Linked DNA regions of Homo sapiens: region 2 is linked to region 1. Evidence: read pairs that join two places in POLR2A ChIA-PET (ENCODE). Cell type or tissue: K562. All regions are shown on one strand. Region 1 overlaps HDAC5 (histone deacetylase 5). Region 2 holds the start of ATXN7L3 (ataxin 7 like 3).

The links. Peaks named below come from ENCODE experiments on the same cell type or tissue, not always from the same donor. Only the 100,000 strongest peaks of a DNase experiment are listed, where the experiment ranks them.
Region 2: POLR2A ChIA-PET joins it to region 1 with 5 read pairs; 4 of 35 experiments call an interaction of 5 or more read pairs at or near these places.

Annotation. Positions count from the first base shown.
Region 1 is chr17:44,093,707-44,097,706 of GRCh38, reverse strand. HDAC5 (histone deacetylase 5) reads left to right here. Exons shown (of 27, transcript NM_005474.5): 4 at 3,873-4,000. Among named protein-coding and RNA genes, the nearest start is that of G6PC3, 25 kb to the right of the region's middle. RefSeq lists an enhancer at 1,587-2,347. In K562, a CTCF peak has its summit at 1,906 (motif pointing left); DNase peaks (open chromatin) are centred at 402, 1,636 and 1,936; H3K4me3 peaks cover 1,009 bases.
Region 2 is chr17:44,197,844-44,201,843 of GRCh38, reverse strand. It overlaps ATXN7L3 (ataxin 7 like 3), which reads left to right and starts at 1,960. Exons shown (of 13, transcript NM_001382309.1): 1 at 1,960-2,348; 2 at 3,714-3,824. The coding sequence starts at 3,774. ATXN7L3-AS1 (ATXN7L3 antisense RNA 1) reads right to left here and starts at 3,004. Exons shown (of 2, transcript NR_184071.1): 1 at 2,914-3,004. RefSeq lists enhancers at 581-1,118, 1,119-1,657, 2,383-2,938, 3,289-3,583, 3,143-4,000 and silencers at 1,312-2,111, 2,212-2,821. In K562, a CTCF peak has its summit at 3,279; DNase peaks (open chromatin) are centred at 1,603, 1,963, 2,423, 3,333 and 1 weaker place; H3K4me3 peaks cover 2,958 bases.

The DNA of each region.
Region 1 (4,000 bases):
CCGGCATTGCCGGGAGCAGCAGGTTGACGGCTGTCCATTGCTTGGCTGAGTGATCAGAGTGCCACGGGCCAAGCCAAGCTTGACTAAGAACAGATAACCCTCCGGCCAGCTCAGGGCCTTGCTGAGCACTTCACGGGCTGGGGAGACCTGAGCTGGCTGCCATTTCCTTGCCACCATCGTGGGCTGTGGCTAGTTACCTCCAGGAAGGCCTTCTGCAGTTTCCAAGGACCCTTTCTCCTGGTGCTGGGGCAGGACATGGGTTGGGAATGAAGATGAGTATGTGTAACCCCACCCTCTGGCCACATCTGGCCACTTCTGCACATGTGGCTCTGGCCTTGTGGCCACAGAGTCGTCAGTATGGCTGGCGGGAAAACCACAGAGGAATGTTCCCAACCATGCCTGGGGGAGAAGAGGCTGGTGGGGACTGCTACATCATGCTGAGCTTTTACCTTCTCCCACCCCACCCTGCCTGCAGGGGGTTCCAGAGGCCATACTCCAGGCATGTGGGTGGCATGGCCTTGGCCTCGGCCTCCAGCAGGCCTTGCTCCTGCCTTGGTGACACCCATTCAGTGCTAGGTTCTCTGGAGAGATCCAGACCCATCTAAACAGGTGTGGGGGCCTCTCTTAGCCCACCCTTTGCCACCTCCTACCTCCCACCTCCCTCTCTTCTCTTTAAAAATTGTTCGGCTGGGTGTGGTCACTCATGCCTGTAATCCCAGCACTTTGGGAGGCCGAGGCGGGTGGATCACCTGAGGTCAGGAGTTCGAGACCAGCCTGACCTACATGGTGAAACCCCGTTTCTACTAAAAATACAAAAATTAGCTAGGCCTGGTGGTGGGCGCCTGTAATCCCAGCTGCTTGGGAGGCTGAGGCAGGAGAATTGCTTGAACCCAGGAGGCGGAGGTTGCAGTGAGACTCCATCTAAAAAAAAGGCCAGGGGCAGTGGCTCATGCCTGTAATCCCAGCCCTTTGGGAGGCCGAGGCGAGCGGATCACCTGAGGTCAAGAGTTTGAGACCAGCCTGGCCAACATGGTGAAACCTTGTGTCTACTAAAAATACAAAAAAATTAGCTGAGCGTGGTGGCGGGTGCCTGTAATCCCAGCTACTTGCGGGGCTGAGGCAGGAAAACTGCTTGAACCCAGGAGGCAGAGGTTGCAGTGAGCCGAGATTGTGCCACTGCACTCCAGCCTGGATGACAAGAGCAAAACTCCATCTCCAAAAAAAAAAAAAACAAAAAAAAACCAAAACTTGTTTTTTGTTTTTTTTTTCCCTCTCTCGCCTCTTAATGCTGGGGGGTGGTCTGGAGAGAGGCCAGCTCATGAAGGCAGAAGATACTGGTAGCCAGAAGGATTTCGGGGTCCTTTTTTCTCAGGCCTGGGCTGGAGTGGGCCACTTTGCCACAGGAGTCTTCCCAGCCCCTCGTGACCTCCCTGGGCTGTAGCGAGGAGAGTGAGGGCTTTCTTTGGAGAAAGAAGTAGAAGAGAAACAGGAATGGGTTGGCCTGCCTCTCTCACTTCCGCCTTCCCAGGCAGTGGTATCCTGCCTTCCCCTTCCTGGCTGGAGACTTTGTGGGGCTTGGGCTGGGCTTGGGGCTCCCTGCTGGTGTGGTGTTTGCCCAGTTGTCCTGGCAACCACAGGGCAGTGGTGAGGAGTGACATGCAGTGACCTGAGAACTGTGTGTAGGTACAAAGAAGTGGAGACCTAGCCCTCCCATAAGCCCATTGGAACTTCGTGCACTCCCTGAGCCACTCGGCCCATTGTCCATGTGGGGACTGGACCCAAGGTCTTGGAACCCAGCAGGCCCTCCACTGCCTTCCCCTCCCCAGCAGCCTTCCTCTCCCCAGCCGGTTCTCCGTAAGACCAGAGTTCTGAGATCTCTGCCGAAGCTCCTGCCCTCCCCCTGCTGTTACCCTTCTTCCTGTCTGATTCCCTTTCCTTTCCTGTCTCCTCCTCCCACCTCCTCCCTGCTGCCTGCCCGCCCATCCTCTTATTCCCCCTCCCCCCAGGCACAGCTGCTGTTTGGCTCACTCTATATATAGCGGCATTTTCAGGGTAATTACAATAAAACTGTTGAAAGGAGATAATCCAGCAAAGGAAGCGAGTCTTGACTCCCAGCCCCCTCCTGTCCCTGGCTTGGTGCAGCCCTGCACCCCCTTTCCCCGAGGCCTCCTGTTCCCACCCCACCCCCATTCCCACAGCCTCTCCCTCCTGCCCAGTCTGCCCCAGATAGGGATGAGGCCCCAGAAGGGGACAGAGGGTAGAGATATCCAGAAGGTCTCCACCAGCCTCTCCTGGGGTTACCAAGGGCACTGTCAGTCCTAGAACCAACCTCTGTGCCTCAGTTTCTCTTCTAGTATGAGGCTTTGCATGGGGCACGGTGTTGAGAAATGGGAGCGGGCACAGTGGTTAAAAGCTTAGGATTTGGACTCATATTCTAGTTATTGGATCACCTAGCTGTGTCTGGTTGCTACTTAAACTTCTCTAAACCTCAGTTTCCTCATCAGTAAAATGGGGTAATAATAGCATCTAAGTCATAGGGTAACTGTGATATTTAAATGAGTCATTGTAAAATGCCCAGAGATGTTGACTATCAATGATAATATTATGTGTTGAAGGCTGGGCAGTGGCTCACGCCTATAATCCCAGCACTTTGGGAGGCTGAGGTGGGAGGATCGCTTGAGCCTAGGAGTTTAATTCAGCCTGGGCAACATAGTGAGACCCTGTCTCTACTAAAAAATTAAAAATTAGCCTGGTGCATTGGCATGCTCCTGTAATCCCTGCTACTTGGGAAGCTGAGGTGGGAGGGTTGCTTGAGGTCGAGGCTGTCATGAGCCACGATCATGCCATTGCATTCCAGCCTGGGCGACAGAGCAAGACCTTGTCTCTGATATATATATAGGTAGAGAGATAAATACACACACATATGTATGTGTGTGTGTATATATATATATACACACACATACGTACACACATATATATACACACACACACACAGATACATAAAATGCGTCGAGTAGTCACAATCTGTCAGGTACAGCTTCATGCTTATGCACATTTTCTTTATTTTTTTGAGATGGAGGCTCGCTCTGTCGCCCAGGCTGGAGTGCAGTGGTGCGATCTTGGCTCACTGCAACCTCCACCTCCAGGGTTCAAGCGATTCTCCTGCCTCAGCCTCCTGAGTAGCTGGGACTACAGGCGTGTGCCACCACGCCCAGCTAATTTTTTTTGTTTTTAGTAGAGACAGGATTTCACCATGTTAGTCAGGATGGTCTTGATCTCCTGACCTCGTGATCTACCCGCCTCAGCCTCCCAAAGTGCTGGGATTACAGGCAAGAGCCACCGCGCCCGGCCTCCCCCTTTTTGTTTTTTGTTTTTTTTTTTTCTGGAGACAGTCTTGCTCTGTCACCCAGGCTAGAGTGCAGTTGCATGATCTTGGCTCACTGCAACCTCCGCCTCCCGGGGTTCAAGAGATTCCCATGCCTCAGCCATCTGAGTGGCTGGGATTACAGGTGTGCACCATCACGCCCAAATAATTTTTGTATTTTTAGTAGTGAGGGGGTTTCATCATGTTGACCAGGCTGGTCTCAAACTCCTGGCCTCAGGTGATCTGCCTGCCTCAGCCTCCCAAACTAACCTGAGATTACAGGTGTGAGCCACCGTGCTCAGCCTGTATTTTCCTATTGAAGTTCATGGCTTCAGCCTCATTTAATTAAGGTAAAATGTTGCATCCATGGAGCAGAGGGATTTGACTTCCTCTCTGTCTCTGTTCTCTTTGGGTCTCCTAGAATCCTGCGTGGTAGCCTTTGGGCCTCAGGCATGACTGGAGTCTGGGGCTGGGCCCACTAACTCCTTCCTGTCTCTTCTGCCCACAGTGGAGGTGAAGCCGGTGCTGCCAAGAGCCATGCCCAGTTCCATGGGGGGTGGGGGTGGAGGCAGCCCCAGCCCTGTGGAGCTACGGGGGGCTCTGGTGGGCTCTGTGGACCCCACACTGCGGGAGCAG
Region 2 (4,000 bases), 100 kb before region 1:
TAAGAAGTTTTTCTTTTTCTTCTTTTTTGTTTTGTTTTGAGACGGAGTCTCGCTCAGTTGCCCAGGCTGGAGTGCAGTGGCGCAATCTCAGCTCACTGCAACCTCCGCCTCCCGGGTTCAAGCGATTCTCCTGCCCAAGCCTCCCGAGTAGCTGGATTACTACTATTGCCTAAGCCTCCCGAGTAGCTCCTGGGATTACAGGAGCCCGCCACCACGCCCAGCTAATTTTTGCATTTTTGCAGGCTGGTCTCGAACTCCTGGCCTCCCAAAGTGCTGGGATTACAGGCCTGGGCCACCGCACCCTGCCCAAGAAGCCTTTCTTGACCAACTCTCTTACATCATTTGATGTCTCCTTTTGTCTACCTCTGTTTTCTCTCTGTTGTTTTCCTCACACTGTTTTGCAATTATTATCCTACCTATCTATCCACAAGACAGTGAACTTCTTGAAGAAGCACAACTGTCTTATATCATCTTTTATCCCAGCACCTGGAGCACCGTGAGAATAACAGCTAAGATTTACCAAGCACTTACACAGAGCTAAGAGTTTCACATGCACTGACTTGTTAATCACTACAGCAACGCAAGGAGATAGGACTATCATTATGCCCACTGACAACAGAGGAAACTGAGGCACAGGAAACTCATTTGCTAGGCCCAACGATTTAAATTCAAATCAGACGCCTGATCTGAACTACTCTGGAATATCGCCTCAATAAATGTTTGCTGTTTCTCGGGAGAAATCGGTGAGAAAAAAATAAGTATTTGCTGAAAACTAAAAACCAAAGATGGCTCCAAGTATGTGATTACAGACTATCCTCCTTTTTAATCTTATCTCTTGAGGGGAGAGGGCTGTCACACAACCGTTCCAGGACACCACACACAGAGTAACCGAGATGAAAGCGCCAATCCAGCCATCCACCGCGGCTGGGAAAAGGCCTGTCCCTTCCTAAGGTAAAGAGGGACTGAGAGCGTGAGCACAGGGACACGCTGCACCCAGGGGAACAGCACTGGGTCGGGGGAAGGATCTGGCCAGTGACAAGGAGGCTGTCTGGAGGGGTGGGGGTCCAGCGTGGGTTCCGGAAGCAGGAAAGGCGAGCAGGTGTGGGATCTAAATTAGGACGAGGGGCGGGGAGGGCGCTCCGCGCAGAAGGGCGCAGCTCGGCCTCCGACCTCAGCAGCGGACCCTCATCTCGGCCGCTTGTTGGTCCGCAAGCCTGGAGTGGGCTGAGACCCGCCCAGAAACCGGGAGAACTGAGGCGCGGGCGAGCCCCTTAGGCTCCACAGGCTTTCCGCCCCGAGGTCCTAACTGCGCCCCACTTCAAGTCTGGCCTCTTCACAGAAGTGGCTGCACGCCTCGGGGTAAAGGGGGGAGCGGAGGGTGGCGGGGGAGAGAGCGGGGAGCCCCGAGGGAAGGGCGGGGGAGCCTGGGCCGGAAGGCGTCCCAGGCTCGGCTGGCAGCCGGCGCTCTCTTTCGACGCCACCCGCTGCCCCCGCCCCCGAGCCGGCCGGGACGGCAAAACGTCTCCGCCCCCAGCGCACCGCGCACCTCACCTTGAACGCCGCCCCACCCACCCCCATCTTATTGGTCCTCCCGGGCCGAGGCCTCCCTGCGATTGGTCGGGGAGGTCCGCGAAGGCCCCGCCCATCTCTCCGCCCCCGTCCCCGTCCGCCGGTACTTTGGACGGCGGCGTGGCGCCCCTCCTCCCCTCCCGGTCCCCGCCCCCTGGAGCAAATGCTGCCGAGCTGCGGCCGCGGGGCAGATGCACGCGCTCGGGCCCTTCTAGCAGGCGCGAGCAGTCGCTGGGCGCGCGAAAGCGAAAGAAGGAAGAGGAAGGGAGGGGGAGGGCGGGGTGTTGGGGAGGGGCGGGAGGAGGAAGAGGAGGAGGTTGGAGCGCGCTCGCGCTTGGCCTCGCGCCCGCGCAGAGGGAGGGGGAGAGGGGCGCGCGCGCGCACGCTCGCGTTCACGCTCGCTCCATCCATCCATCCTCCGGTCGCGGCACACGCGCGCGCGCTCCGGGCTCGCGCCGCACCCCCCGCCCGGGAGAGGCGGGCTGGAGTGGGGGGCGGGGGGAGGGGCGCGCGGACGGCGCGCGGACTGCGCGCGGGCGGGGTGAGGTGAGGAGGAGGAGGCGGCGACGGGACAAGAAGGGAGGGGAAGGGGCCATGGCCGCCCGGTGAGGCGGCCAGGCGGGGGGGCGGCCCGACCCCCCGGCCCCGGGCCCTGGGCCCCGGGGAGAGGCGAGGACGGACCGACGGACATGGGGCTCCGGAGCAGCCGCCGCCGTCGCCGCCGCCGGAGGACGCGGCCCTGAGAGGCTGCCGGGCCCCGGCGCGGCCCCCCGGGCGGGGTGAGTACGGGACGGAGACGGGGACGGGGACGGGGGAGGGGCCTGTGGGGGGCGGGGGGCGGGGCCCAAGGCGGGGCTTGGGCCCCCTCCCCCCAGGTCTGGGTCAGCGCCCCTTCCCCTCCCCCCGGGCCGACGCGGAAACGCCCGGCTTCCCCCAGCTTCCCGGCCGGGCCGGGGCCCCTGGCTCTCCCCCGTCTGGGTCCCCCTTGGGCGGGGCAGGGCCGGCCGGGGAGGGGGCGCGGGGCCTTTGTTAGGGAGCCAGGCCCCAGCCCCCGGGACAATAGAGACACCCTCCCGGACTCCTCTCCCCGGCCGGCCGGGGCTGCTGGCGGGCGGGGAAGGAGAGGGGCTGGGACGCGTCCCACTCTCTGGGGGTCGGTCTGTCCCGGCCCGGCGCCGGCCCCGGCGGCTCGGCTGTCCTCCCCCCAGTCGGTATGATGCAGCAGCAGTGCCGCAGGGACGGGGGAAGAGCCGAGGCCCGGCCTCCTACCCTTCCCAGTGCCCCCGGCTCATTCGTCAGTCCCCACCCCACTCTAGGCCGGCAGCTCCTGAAACTCGTACCCACCGTTCCGAGGGGCCCTGGGTTGTGGGTTCTGTGTCTGAATCCTTGGGTGGGGGTTCCTGGACTTTGGGGCTCTTGGAGAGACTTCCGGGCTGGTCCTGAGGGAGGGCGGGTGGTTATTTAAAGGAAGAACAGGTAAGGGGAGTGCCCGCTCCTGGCGTGCCACCCTACCAGGCTCTTCCCCCCCACCCCCCGCCGTTCCTGCTCATGGTGGCTAGAAATGTCCCTTAGCTCTAGGCTCCTGTGGGCTCTGCTCCCCTCGTGGAGTGGCAGGCTGATTTCAAGGGAAGACAGAGTGGGGTGAAGGTTGTAGGGTCCTAGGGCCATTTCTACTTCTGGTAGCAGTACCCCCCCAAGTGGACATCCTGGCTGAAAGCAGAGGTGACTCTGAGGAGAGTCTTTAGGGAAGGCGGGGGGTGTATTTAGGAGTCTGTGCAGTTCTTTGCCACACCCTGTGGGTTTGCTTTGAGGCCTTGGAGTTCCTTCTCCTCCCCCTGCTGCATTGCACCATGGGTATCAAAGAGGGGTTTGAGTTTTGGGGACCTAGGGTGAGCTGCTGCCTCCTATAGACCCAGACTCTGATTGGCAGTGGAGTCCAGGGCCTGAGCTCAGGCCTGGGAAAGACTAGGCCCCCTTTAGGTTTCAGGCCTTGAAGGACCATCCAGACTTAGGGAGCCTGGGCCTTGGGGAGGGAGAGACCCTGATGCCAGGACTGAGCTTTGGGCAGCGAGGTGGGGAGGGAAGGTGGCCGCATTCAGAGGTGCCTTGGACTCACAACAACACCCCCACCCCCGTGTGTGCAGCCGTGTTGCCGCCCGCTGTGCTATGAGCAGTCAGAGCGCCGTCTCCACAAGAGTTTACAAATGAAAATGGAGGAAATGTCTTTGTCTGGCCTGGATAACAGCAAACTAGAGGTGAGGGCTCCCCCACGTGTGCCTCCAGTTCTTTCTCTTGATGTCTCTACGTCGCTGTATCTGGCATCCACACCAAAGAGGAATTTGGGTAGTCAGCCTTGTTCCTTAAAGGGAATAGCCAGCTGAAAAAGCCAAGGATCCAGGAAGAAGAAAGAACACGAAGTCAAGATGGGGAA